2 separate regions of the Mus musculus genome follow, and region 1 is linked to region 2. The links are chromatin contacts, found by Hi-C or POLR2A ChIA-PET in ENCODE. All regions are on one chromosome and are shown on one strand. The core of a region is the stretch at or near the end of the contact, and the rest is flanking DNA. Distances in the headings are between cores, read along the strand shown. Region 1 holds the start of Zyg11a (zyg-11 family member A, cell cycle regulator). Region 2 holds the start of Echdc2 (enoyl Coenzyme A hydratase domain containing 2).

The links. A loop is a pair of places that touch in the nucleus more often than their neighbours do. ChIA-PET counts read pairs that join two places held with the same protein, here RNA polymerase II (POLR2A).
Region 1: POLR2A ChIA-PET joins it to region 2 with 12 read pairs in embryonic stem cell. The contact joins the promoter of Zyg11a here to the promoter of Echdc2 in region 2. A Hi-C loop is called at or near these places in 1 of 37 maps with a recorded cell type or tissue (T-helper 1 cell). POLR2A ChIA-PET finds 5 or more read pairs at or near these places in 2 of 5 experiments (both embryonic stem cell).

The regions. Positions count from the first base shown.
Region 1 is chr4:108,214,074-108,219,408 of GRCm38, forward strand. Zyg11a (zyg-11 family member A, cell cycle regulator) reads right to left here and starts at 3,970. Exons shown (of 14, transcript NM_001167936.3): 1 at 3,760-3,970. The coding sequence starts at 3,849.
Region 2 is chr4:108,163,845-108,169,847 of GRCm38, forward strand. Echdc2 (enoyl Coenzyme A hydratase domain containing 2) reads left to right here and starts at 1,593. Exons shown (of 10, transcript NM_026728.4): 1 at 1,593-1,817; 2 at 5,871-5,938. The coding sequence starts at 1,685.

The sequences.
Region 1 (5,335 bases), core at 2,720-5,219, 53 kb after region 2:
ACGAAAGAACGAAAGAAAGAAAGAAAGAAAGAAAGAAAGAAAGAAAGAAAGCCGGGCGTGGTGGCGCATGCCTTTAATCCCAGCACTCAGGAGGCAGAGACAGGCAGATTTCTGAGTTCGAGGCCAGCCTAGTCTACAAAGTGAGTTCCAGGACAGCCAGGGCTATACAGAGAAACCCTGTCTCGAAAAAACAACAACAACAAAAACAAAACAAAAAAAAAAAAAAAAAAAAAAAAAAACGAAAGAGAGAGAGAGAGAGAAAGAGAAAGAAATAAAGAAAGAAAGAGAGAGAGAGAGAGAAATGCTGGCAAGTGCTTGCTGATTGAAGCCTAATATGGCTGTCTCCTGAGAGGTTCTGCCAGAGCTTGACAAGTACAGAGGTGGATGCTCGCAGCCAACCATTGGACTGAGCCGGAGGTCCCCAATGAAGGAGTTGGAGAAGGGACTGAAGGAGCTGAGAGGGTTTGCAGCCCTATGGAGGGAGCAACAGTGTCAACAGGCCAGAACCCCCAGGAGCTCTCAGGGACTGGACCACCAACCAAAGAATACACATGGAGGGACCCATGGCTCTGGCCACGTATGTGGCAGAGGATGCCCTTGTTGGACATCAGTGGGAGGAGAGGCCCTTGGGCCTGAGGGTGTTTGGTGCTCCAATGTAGAGGAACACCAGGGTGGAAGATGGGAGTGGGTGAGTGGGGGAGCACCCTCATAGAGGCAGGGTGAGGGGGAATGGGATAGGGTGTTTCTGAAGGGGAGACCTGGAAAGGGAAAAACATTTGAAATAAAAGAGAGAGAGGAAGAGGGAGGGAGAAATAAAGGAAGAGATGGATGGGGCAAGAGCCATGGCTGGTAGAATAAGCCTATAGTTATAACTGAGAAATTGAGACAGAAGGCAAGCTGCCTTGCAACTTGCTGTGTAGACCAAGTTGGTTTGAGCCTGCAATGATTCTCCTGCTTCTGCTGGAATTATACATGTGCACAACCACACCTAAGATTTGTGTATGTGTGTGTGCCTATATGTGGCTACACACACACAAATGCAGGTATTCAGAGGTCAGAAGTGTCAGAAACCCCTGGAGCTGAAGTTACAGGCAGTTGTGAGTCACTCAACATAGATGGCCAGGAACCAAACTCAAGGCGTGCAAGTGCACACTTCACCTCTGAGCCACATTGCCCAAGCCTGAGACTAATACCATTTAACATCTGTAGACTTCTGTAATCAATAACGGAATATATATGCTTCTTTAAAAGTATTGTTATGTGTATGAGTGTTTTGCCTGCGTGTATGTATGTGCCACAAGTATATGCAGTGTGTGATGGGGCCAGAAAGAAAGTACTGGATCCCTTAGAACTAGAGTCAATACTGACACATGTGGGTGCCGAGCACTGAACCCGAGTCATCAAGACCAGAAACTGCCCTCAATGAACCATCTCTCCAGCCTCTAATATGCTTCTTAAATGTGAGCAAACCATAGGGCTGGAGAGATAGCTTCACAGTTAAGCACACTGGCTTCTCTTCCAGAGGACTCAGGTTTAATTCCCAGCACCCATAAGGCAGCTCACAACTGTCTGTAACTCATGTTCCAGGGAATCAGACAACCCCATGCACACACACATGCAGGTAAAACATTAATGCACTTAAAATAAAAGTAAGTAAAAATTTAAAAATTGAGTGAACCAAGAGAGAGAATATTTGAGCCTTATATCTTAAATTCTCAGTAAGCGAGCGCGCAAGCACGCGCACACACACACACACACAGATGTATATCAGAGCAATAGAATTTGCGTTTTGGCTCACTTCTAAGCTGAAACACTGAGTTCAATACATATGGCAGAACAGAACAGACTCCAAATGGTCATCTGACCTCCATAAATGTGTGCAAGGCACACACATTACAAAGAATCCACAAAAAAAATTACAGGTCCAAACCTATAATCCTACCACTTGTGACTTAGAGACGGGATGATCAGGAGTCAAGGTCACCCTCAGCTACATAAAGAGCTAGAGGCCAGTCGAGAGCATAGAAGTCAAAAACAATTAAAAAAATTACACATCATGTAAGCAAAATAAGGGGAATTATAAAGATATTACCCACAACTATTAAAATAAAAAAGGTGTATATCGGGGGCTGGAGAGATGGCTCAGTGGTTAAGAGCGCCGACTGCTCTTCCGAGAAAGTCCTGAGCTCAAATCCCAGCAACCACATGGTGGCTCACAACCATCCATAATGAGATCTGATGCCCTCTTCTCATGTGTCTGAAGACAGCTAGCTACAGTGTACTTACATATAATAAAGACATCTTTAAAAAAAAGTTGTATATGTTGGAAGATAATAACCAGAAAAATTACAGATACCATATATACACTAAAAAGATAATTTAAGGCTGGGTGGTGGTGGCACACACTTTTAATCCCAGCACTTGGGAGGCAGAGGCAGGTGGATTTCTGAGTTCAAGGTCAGCTTGGTCTACAGAATGAGTTTCAAGACAGCCAGGGCTACACAGAGAAACCCTGTCTCGAAAAAGAAAAAAAAACTCCATGAAGATTTCAAATTCCAATAAATTTGATAAACCGAATGAAGTAGAGAATACATTTCTTGATAGATATTACCAAAGCAAAATCTGTTATAGTTCTGGGAATGCTGTCCCCCCCCCCCCCCCACTTCTTTTTTTCCACTTTGGACAGTTTCTCTGTGTAGCTTTGGCTTCCTGGAACTCACTCTGTAGACTAGGTTGGCCTCAAACTAACTCCTGAGTGCTGGGATTAAAGACGTGTCCCACCATGGCTCAGCAAATGTTGTCTCCTTTTATAAATATGGAGATATACAAAGAACTAACTTTATTAACTCCCAAAAAATACATAGGCATATGAGTTAAAACCTGCAAGGCCCGAGGAGTAGCTCACTTGGTAAGACGCTTGTCTTGTAAGCAGGGACAAGCAGAAAGAAGCTGGGTCCCCTGTCACTTGCTTGTAATTGTAACCCCAGTATTGTTGAGAATGCAAGGCCAGCCTGAGTTACTTAGTGAGTTCCAGACCAGCCTGATCTTGGGTGGAATTTTATTTCCAGAATAAAATTAAAATAGGGGCTAAGGAGATGGCTCAGAGGTTAAAAGAGGGCACAGGGTTCTTCTAGAGGCCGAAACTCTGTTCCCAGCACCCACATCTGCCTGTCACCGGTGTATTTTTCGCTGTCCCCCACCCCACCCCCGCCAGGTACTGAGCATCCAAGATCACTAAGTTCTAGTGTAGACCCAGTCACCCTCGGGCTCGCCGCCTTCCGCACTCGGTTCCTGGGGCAGGTGGGTGGGCGACTTAGGGGAGCCGCTGCGTGGGGCGCTAAGAGGAGGCGGCTCGGGGCCCTGAGGAGAGGGGCGGGTCTGTGCTTGCTGAGGTGAGGCCATCTGAAGGGAGCGGGCTGAGGAGACCGGGCGGGCTGGAGGTCTGAGGAGAGGAGCGGGGCTAGCCTGAGGGGGTGGCGCCTGCGCGCAGCGGGGGGCTCAGTATGGCTGGGGTTCGAACTCGGGCGCCTTCCTCAGCAGCGCAGCGAACAGGAACCCCGCGAGGGCTGGACGCGGCGTCCACGGAGCCTGGAGCCCGGAGCCCGGGCCGGCCTGCCGGCGACTTCCAGGGAACCGTCACGCCCAACTCGCCGCCCGCCCGCCCGCCCGGAGGAGGCCGCCCCGCACCAGCCCGCCCGCCCGCGGGCCGCGCTGCACGACGGGCGGACGCCCCGGAGCCCGGACGGCGGCCACACTCACCTGCACCAAGCAGTGGCCCTGCGCGTCCTGCTGGGCGTCGGGCAGGACGAGGGCCCGCGGCCACAGCAACGGATGCAAGAAATGGACCATGACGCCGACGCCGCCCACGCGAGCCCGGCCGCCGACGTCGCGCCCCGGCGCCCCGGAGGAGAGCGCAGGAAGGTCGCCCGGCACGGGAGGAGAGCTCAGGAAGGTCGGCCGGCGTTTGAATGGCCGCCCCACGCCGCGCACAGGTCCGCCGCGACCCCGCCCCCGCCGCACGCCCAATGGTCCTCGCTCTCCAGCCTCAGCCACCCAACTCCTATTCACTCCTCGGAGGCCGAGCGCCCTGAGACCCACGCTGCCGAGGGCGTTCGCATAGCACGCACAGCGTTCCTCATTGTACATTTTTATTTTGTTTCTTCTTTTTATGGGGGGGTATTTTGTGGGGGGGGGGTGTTTTTTTGTTTGTTTGTTTTTTGTTTGGTTGGTTTTGGTTTTGAAATAAGGTTTCTCTGTGTAGCCCTGGCTGGTCCTAGAACTCCAAGTTCATAGACGTCCACCGGCCTCTGCCTCCAAAGTACTGGTATTAAAGAAGTAGCCACCCACCAGGGCTTGATTTTTTTTTTTTTTTTTTTTTTTGAGTTAGATAAGGAATCTAGAGCGCATTGTAGGCCAGGGCTCTACCACGTGCCAGATTTTTAAGTGCTTTAAACAAATTAAAAAGCATTTTCAAAGGCTTTGCCCCAGATACCAGTCACGTTTTGACTCCTTGATGAGGATTAACGGTACAAAATATTTCTAGAGGCTGCTAACCTGGTTGGAAGGGGACAGAGTGCAGTGTTAACGTCTGCTTACACACACGACACGCACACACAATAAAATTTCAAAAACAAAACACAGCACCTATTTTTATAAGAGCACAGGGAAGTGGAAACAGGATCAAAGGTTGAAGGTTTTCTTCTGAAAACTAGTTTGAAACTAACCTCAGCCCCCATTACTTTAAGACCATCTTATTTAACATACAACTATTGCTCGGATCCAGGCCAATGCTGTTAAGAGACCTAGACAGACAGGTGAAAGGCAGAGACAGAGAGCCCAATCTCTTGGATTGCTGGGGGTATCTGAAGCCTAATTTTTATCAACTACATGTAAGATCAGGTGAGAGCACACAGGCAGAAACCAGGATTGCTAAAGATAAGGTTTGTACTCAGGCACTTCCCAGGCTCGTGCTAGATGAAGGAATTCAAATGTTAAAATTAGTTTTCAAGAACAAAGGACCAGGCTACGCTTCCCTCAGCGGTCTGTTTTCTTGTTCACCAGCCTGGAATTTGCATTATAGCTGAAGATGACCTTGAACTGATTCTTCCACTTCCACCTCCCAAGGTGCAAGGTGAGTTGTATACAGCTGTCCTTGAAAGTAACTACAAAGCTAGCGATGCGGGGGCGTGGCTGCTAGCCATGTGGGGGCGTGGCTGTTAGACCACTCACTCCGCACACTGCAAGAACAGAATTTTAGGAATGAGAACAAGCCATTGCGGAAACTGAAGGTTAGAAGTAAGAGCCAGGATGAAGGGATTTTACCTGGGAAAGCATG
Region 2 (6,003 bases), core at 343-2,842:
AAGTCTGCTTAGCATTGTGGGAGAGGGGTGAAATGCCTTTTGTTACTATGTATCAGGAAGGAAGGATTTTCCCATGCAGCTCTGAGGTCCAGGGATCTTTGTAATGCATACTTTTCTGATGTCTGCCCTTAGAACCTCCCTAACCTCCACTTCTGCAAGGCACACATTGTTGGCACTAAGAACTGCCAGTCCTTCTGACTAGCACTAGAAACAAACTCATCGAATTTGAATGTGAATTGGGTCTAGAGCTTGTAACTCTTGCACGTACCCTTAATCGATATCCAGCTCCCACGTGATGGCTCACAAATGTCTGTAACTCCAGTTTCAGATGACACCTCTATGGCTCTGTGGGCTCCAGGCTAACTTGTGGTACACATGCACACATAGGCAAAGCACTCATGCACAAAAAATACAAATAATTTTTTTAGATTAAAAGACTTTAAAAAATTGAGTCAGGGTCTGATTAAATAACCCTGGCTGCCTTTAAGTCACAGCAATCTGCCTGTCTTTCCAGTTAAAAAAGCAAAGACTGTCTGCCCTCTCTCTGTCACTGGAAACCAGGCACACAAGTGGTACACAGGCAAACCCTTCACACAACATAAAGATAGACAAAGTCATCTTGTCTGATATTCACATAGCCATTCCTGGTCTGCAAGAATTCTCTCTCTCCTCTGACTCTGTCTCTGTCTCTCTCTGTCTGTCTCTCTCTCTGTCTCTGTCCTCTCTCTCTGTCTCTCTCTCTCTCTCTGTGTGTCTCTCTCTGTGTCTCTCTCTGCCTCTCTCTCTCTCTCTCTCTCTGACAGCGTCTCAGTGGAGCTCCCTGGCTGACCCAAAAATCAATATGTAGACTAGGCTAGCTTTGAACACAGAAATCTGCCCGAGATCTGGGATTAAAGTCATAGCACCCAGCTTCTTCTTCAGTTTGCTAAACGTGGGATTCTTGACAAACAGGGTTTTGGGTCTTTTTGTTTTTTGTTTTTCCTTTTAGCAGTTTGAAAATAGATTGTATAGTTTGCTGTGTTATTTCGTTTTGTCTGCCACAGGGTGGTCTTCAGATCACTGCGTAGCTACGAATGATCTCTGGCTGTTTGTGGTTCTGTTTGACGGAGACACTCTTCTCCCGCTGCTCCTACACATACGAAAATCAGTGGCTTGAGTTTTACTATTAGATGGCCTGACAAAGCACCCATATCTTGACTGTTCACCCCAGATGCTTGGTTGATTTACCCTGGATTGCCCTTCTTTCCTCTGCAAAGGAAGGCTAGGTGGCCGGTGGAGGACAGAAACTGGCAGTTCATAACTGTGAGCCAAAGTTCTTAGTTAAACTGGGAGGGGCCAGACGCGATCTTACAGCCTCTAGGACAGCAGACCTTGTCAGTGGGTGCAGACCACCCCACAGTGACTGATGAAATGACATGATCTGAGGGTACACGTGAAGAAAGTGCACACAACACATTCAGTTTTGGACACCACCTTCCTAGCCGTGCATTCGGATTAAATCTGCAGCATTCCCAGATTTCACGAAGGAGCTGAACTTGGGGTCTGCAGGCTCGCGGACCGCCGCACCTTTCTCTCCGCCCGTAGGTGGAGCCCTTGGCGAGGCCTCGCCCGCCCCGGAACTACGATTTTCCAGCTCTGCCGAGGAGGTCCCGTTCTCCGCGCCACCTTGCCGGCCTGCTCCCCGATGCTACGCGTACTGCCCCGCGCGCTGCGCCTCCCGTGCTCCTGGAGGTTCTCGGGGGCCCGGGACTGCGCCTCTCACGCGACGACCAGGACACCCGAAATCCAAGTGCAGGCTCTGACAGGTCCCAACCAAGGTAAAGTTGTGTGCTGAGACCCAACACATGGGAAGACTGAGGCGGGAGAGCAGGAGGATTGGATCTCAGGGCTCCCAGGGTAGAAGGGGAGCTCCCCAAACTCTCTAGAGGCCCGGGGAGGTGTGGAGCCGAGAGGAGAGCTGGGAGCAGGGCTGTGCGCCAGGAGATCAGGACAACAGTGCTAGCCAGGACTTTTCCCTCTAGAGCCTTGGCAATGATCGGGGACGGGGGTGGGGGGTGGGGGTGGCGGCGGAGCAAATCTGGCTGGACCTGAGGGGACAACCAGAGAGGGAGGGACGGTCCACAGGGTCCACGGACACACAGGGAAACTTCACAACCATCGGCGGCAGCAAGGTCTTTTATTGTACAAAAATACGCTGTGAAGCGTGGGTATGTTTGTTTGGACCTCAGGTGCGTTAGCTGGGTGCGGATCCTTCTCCAATGTAACCTCATCCCATCTCCGTTCCCATGTTGGATATTGTATTGTTCCTGTCTCTTCCTGTTCTTCTGTTTTATTTGTCTCCCCCTCCCCAAAAACAAAAACAAAAACAAAAACAAAAAACAAAACAGGGTTTCTCTGTGTAACAGCCCTGGCTGTCCTGGGGTTCACTCTGTAGACCAGGCTGGCCCTGAACTTCAGAGATTCACTTGCCTCTGCCTCCCAAGTACTGGGATTAGTGGTGTGTGTCACCACTGTCCCGCTTATTTACTTTTTTTTTTTTTTAAGAGTTATTTATTTATTTATTTATTTATTTTGAGACAGGGTTTCTCTGTGTAGCCCTGGCTGTCCTGGAACTCACTCTGTAGACCAGGCTGGCCTCGAACACAGAAATTCGCCTGCCTCTGACTCCCAAGTCCAAGTGCTAGGATTAAAGGCATACGCCACCACGACTGGCTTATTTATTTATTTCATGTATGTCGGTACACTGTCTCTTGTTTTCAGACCCACCAGAAGAGGGCATCGGATCCTATTACAGATGGTTGTGACCCACCATGTGGTTGCTGGGAAATGAACTCAGGACCTCTGGAAGAGCAGTCAGTGCTCTTAACCTCTGAGCCATCTCTCCAGCCCCTTATTTACTATTTTTATTACTGAATGTGAGTGGTTACATTTGCCACTGGGCACATTTTTTAAAAGGTCATTTCTTATCTCCTTTGCTGGCCTCTCTGTCTGTGCATCACATGAGTGCCTGTGGAGGCTGGAAGAGGTGTTCTTACCCCAGAACTGGAGTGACAGAGGGTTGTGAACGGCCATATGAGATCTGGGACTTGAACCCAGATTCTCTGGAAGAGCAGCCTGTGTTCTTATCTGTGGAGCCATCTTTCCAGCCTCCACTTGGAGGTCTTGCTGGCCTCTCGAATCAATTTTCACTTGCACAGATGGCATTGCACTGGGCTTTTTATAGCATCTCTTCAAGGCCTGCACCAAATTTCAAAGAGCTGTTTTTCTGAATAAATCTAAACCACCACCTTCCTGCTGATGGATACATCACCCTCTGTGGTGCACATCGGGTTTTTTTTTTTTTTTTTCTGGTTTTTCGAGACAGGGTTTCTCTGTATAGCCCTGGCTGTCCTGGAACTCACTTTGTAGACTCAGAAATCTGCCTGTCTCTGCCTCGGGATGCTGGGATCCAAGGTGTGCGCCACCACACCCTGCTGCACATCATTTTCGGCAGACAGGAAGTACTACCAGTGTCTCACGGAAAGCAGAATAGACAGATAGGGAAAGTTATGGGAATATAGGAAGAGAAAGGATTCCCCCACCCTGGAGTCTGGTTAAAGCCTTTGGGCGAGAGAGAATGAAGAATCGCATCCTGGGGCTTGGCGTGGAGACACACACTTTAATGCCAGCACTTGGGAGTCAGAGGCAGGTGGATCTCCAATTGTACAAGGCCAGCCTGGTTAACATAGCAGGTTTTTGGCCAGCCAGGGCTACCTGCTGAGAACTTGTGTTTAATAATAATAATAATAATAATAATAATAATAATAATAATAAAGCCTGTGCTTAACAACAATAACCATATTACACATGAAATGCCAAGACAGCTTGGGGGGAAAGCCCTTGCCACCAAACCTGACAAGATCCAAGCTTAATCCAGAGTAAAAAACAAAGACCAAGCTCACTCAAGTTGGCTTCCTATTACCCCCCCCCCCACACACACACTTACAGACACACACACTTACAGACACACACACAATAGATAGTATGTAAGTAAATGTAATTTTTGTTTGTTTTCTCGTTGGGTTCTTTGTTTTTTTTTTGAGACAGGGTTTCTTTGTGTATCCTTGGCTGTCCTGGAATTTGGTATGTAAACCAGGCTGGCCTGGAACCTGGAGATTCCCCTACCTCTGCCTCCTCAGTGCTGGGATTAAAGGCATCATTTAATAAATGAGTTCCAATGTAATTAACAACACGTGTCTTTCACCCTTCCCAGTAGTAACCCTGCGATTTTCTAGTAAGGCCTTATGCCTGCTAGCCAAGAGGGGCAGTCAGAGGAGGGCTTTGCTGAGGAGCTTGCAAACCTGGTCACAGGGAAAATAGGTGAAGTTTCCAGCTGGCATAGCCTGAGACAGCTCTGATTAGAGAAGATCCGCAGCAGAAACTGGTGGCTTTGGCAGCAGCTGTGGTTACGTCAGTTCATGCTGGAGTGGCATTTCCCCACAGTGATCCTGAGGTGGACTGTTCAGAACAACTGGACCTATCCTGAAGTCAGTCTGCTGGCAACTTCTGGCTCCCCAGAAGTAAACTCGTAAGCAGGGAGCCGACTAGCCCTCTCCCAGGCATGAGAGATTTCTACAAAGCCAGGAACATGCATTTTGGGTGTTAACGTGATAGGATAACGTGAAGGTTCCGAATCTTCATTATGTGGGTCCCAGGAATGAACTTAAATTGTCAGGCTTGGCAGAGACACCCCTGAGATTCAAAAGATTGGATCTCTTCCAAGGCTACACAGTGTAACCCTGTCTTGAAAACCAAAACAAACAAAAAATAAAAACAACAACAAAAGATTGGACCTCTTACTGCTGACATAACCACATAACCGGGTAAGCCCAGTACTTGGTTGGTAGAAACAGGAAATCAGGAGTTCAAGACTGCCCTGAGCTGTATCAGACATTGCCTCTAAACAACAAAAACTAGAGGCAAGTGGATGGATCTCTGATCTACGTAGTGAATTCCAGGTGTGCTGGGGATACTCTGGAGACCCTGTCTCCGGTAAGTAAGTTTTCTGGGACTGAGGATATGGCTCAGTTGGTGGCATACTCACATGTAAACTGGGTGTGGCGGCACTTGTCTGTTATCCCAGTGTTTATGAGTTAGAGACAGCAGCATCAGACATTCAAGATTCCCTTCTTGGCCACCTAGCATGTTGGAGGCCAGCCTGGGTTACAACACCACATAATATTAAGAGTAACAATTTTCTGGAAGAAGATCCATGAAGATGATTACTACAAGCTGAGGAGAGGAGCTGTCATGGTCAGGGTCCGGGGCGGTTGTTTTGGGTCTCTTTTCTCTTTGTTTTGGGTCTCTTTTCTCTTCTTTTCTTTTTTTTTTTTTTTTTTTTTTGTCTTTTGTTTTGGTTTGTTTTTTTCGAGACAGGGTTTCTCTGTGTAGCCCTGGCTGTTCTGGAACTCATTCTGTAGACCAGGCTGGCCTCGAACGCAGAAATCCGCCTGCCTCTGCCTCCCAAGTGCTGGGATTAAAGACGTGCGCCACCACTGCCCGGCTTGGGTCTATCTTGATCCCGGCTGAATAGAAGGATATTTGCCTGAATATTACTCTTTAGAGGAAAATGTGTGATTGGGGGTGGGAGCTATGGAATTAAAGGCATGTATACCAGTGAGTCTGTGGGTCCGTGTGCCATGATGGTCGCCTGTTTCTCACGTTACTTTTCCTCAGCCCACAAGCCCTTCTACTGCCTTTCTGGGATATTGTGTGGCTTGCTGCAGCTTACATGCCCCCTGCCTCCAGGCTTCAGCTTCTCTGAGCAGTGACAGCTAGCTCACTCCAGGCTGCCTGTCAGTCACTCAAGGCTGCCCGTCCGTCCCTTGCAGGAATCACTGAGATTCTGATGAACAGACCTAATGCCCGCAATGCCTTGGGGAATGTGTTTGTTAGTGAGGTGAGTAAGGGTGTACCACAGTGTGACCAGGGACGGGCCAGGACGGATCTGATCCTATTTGTCCT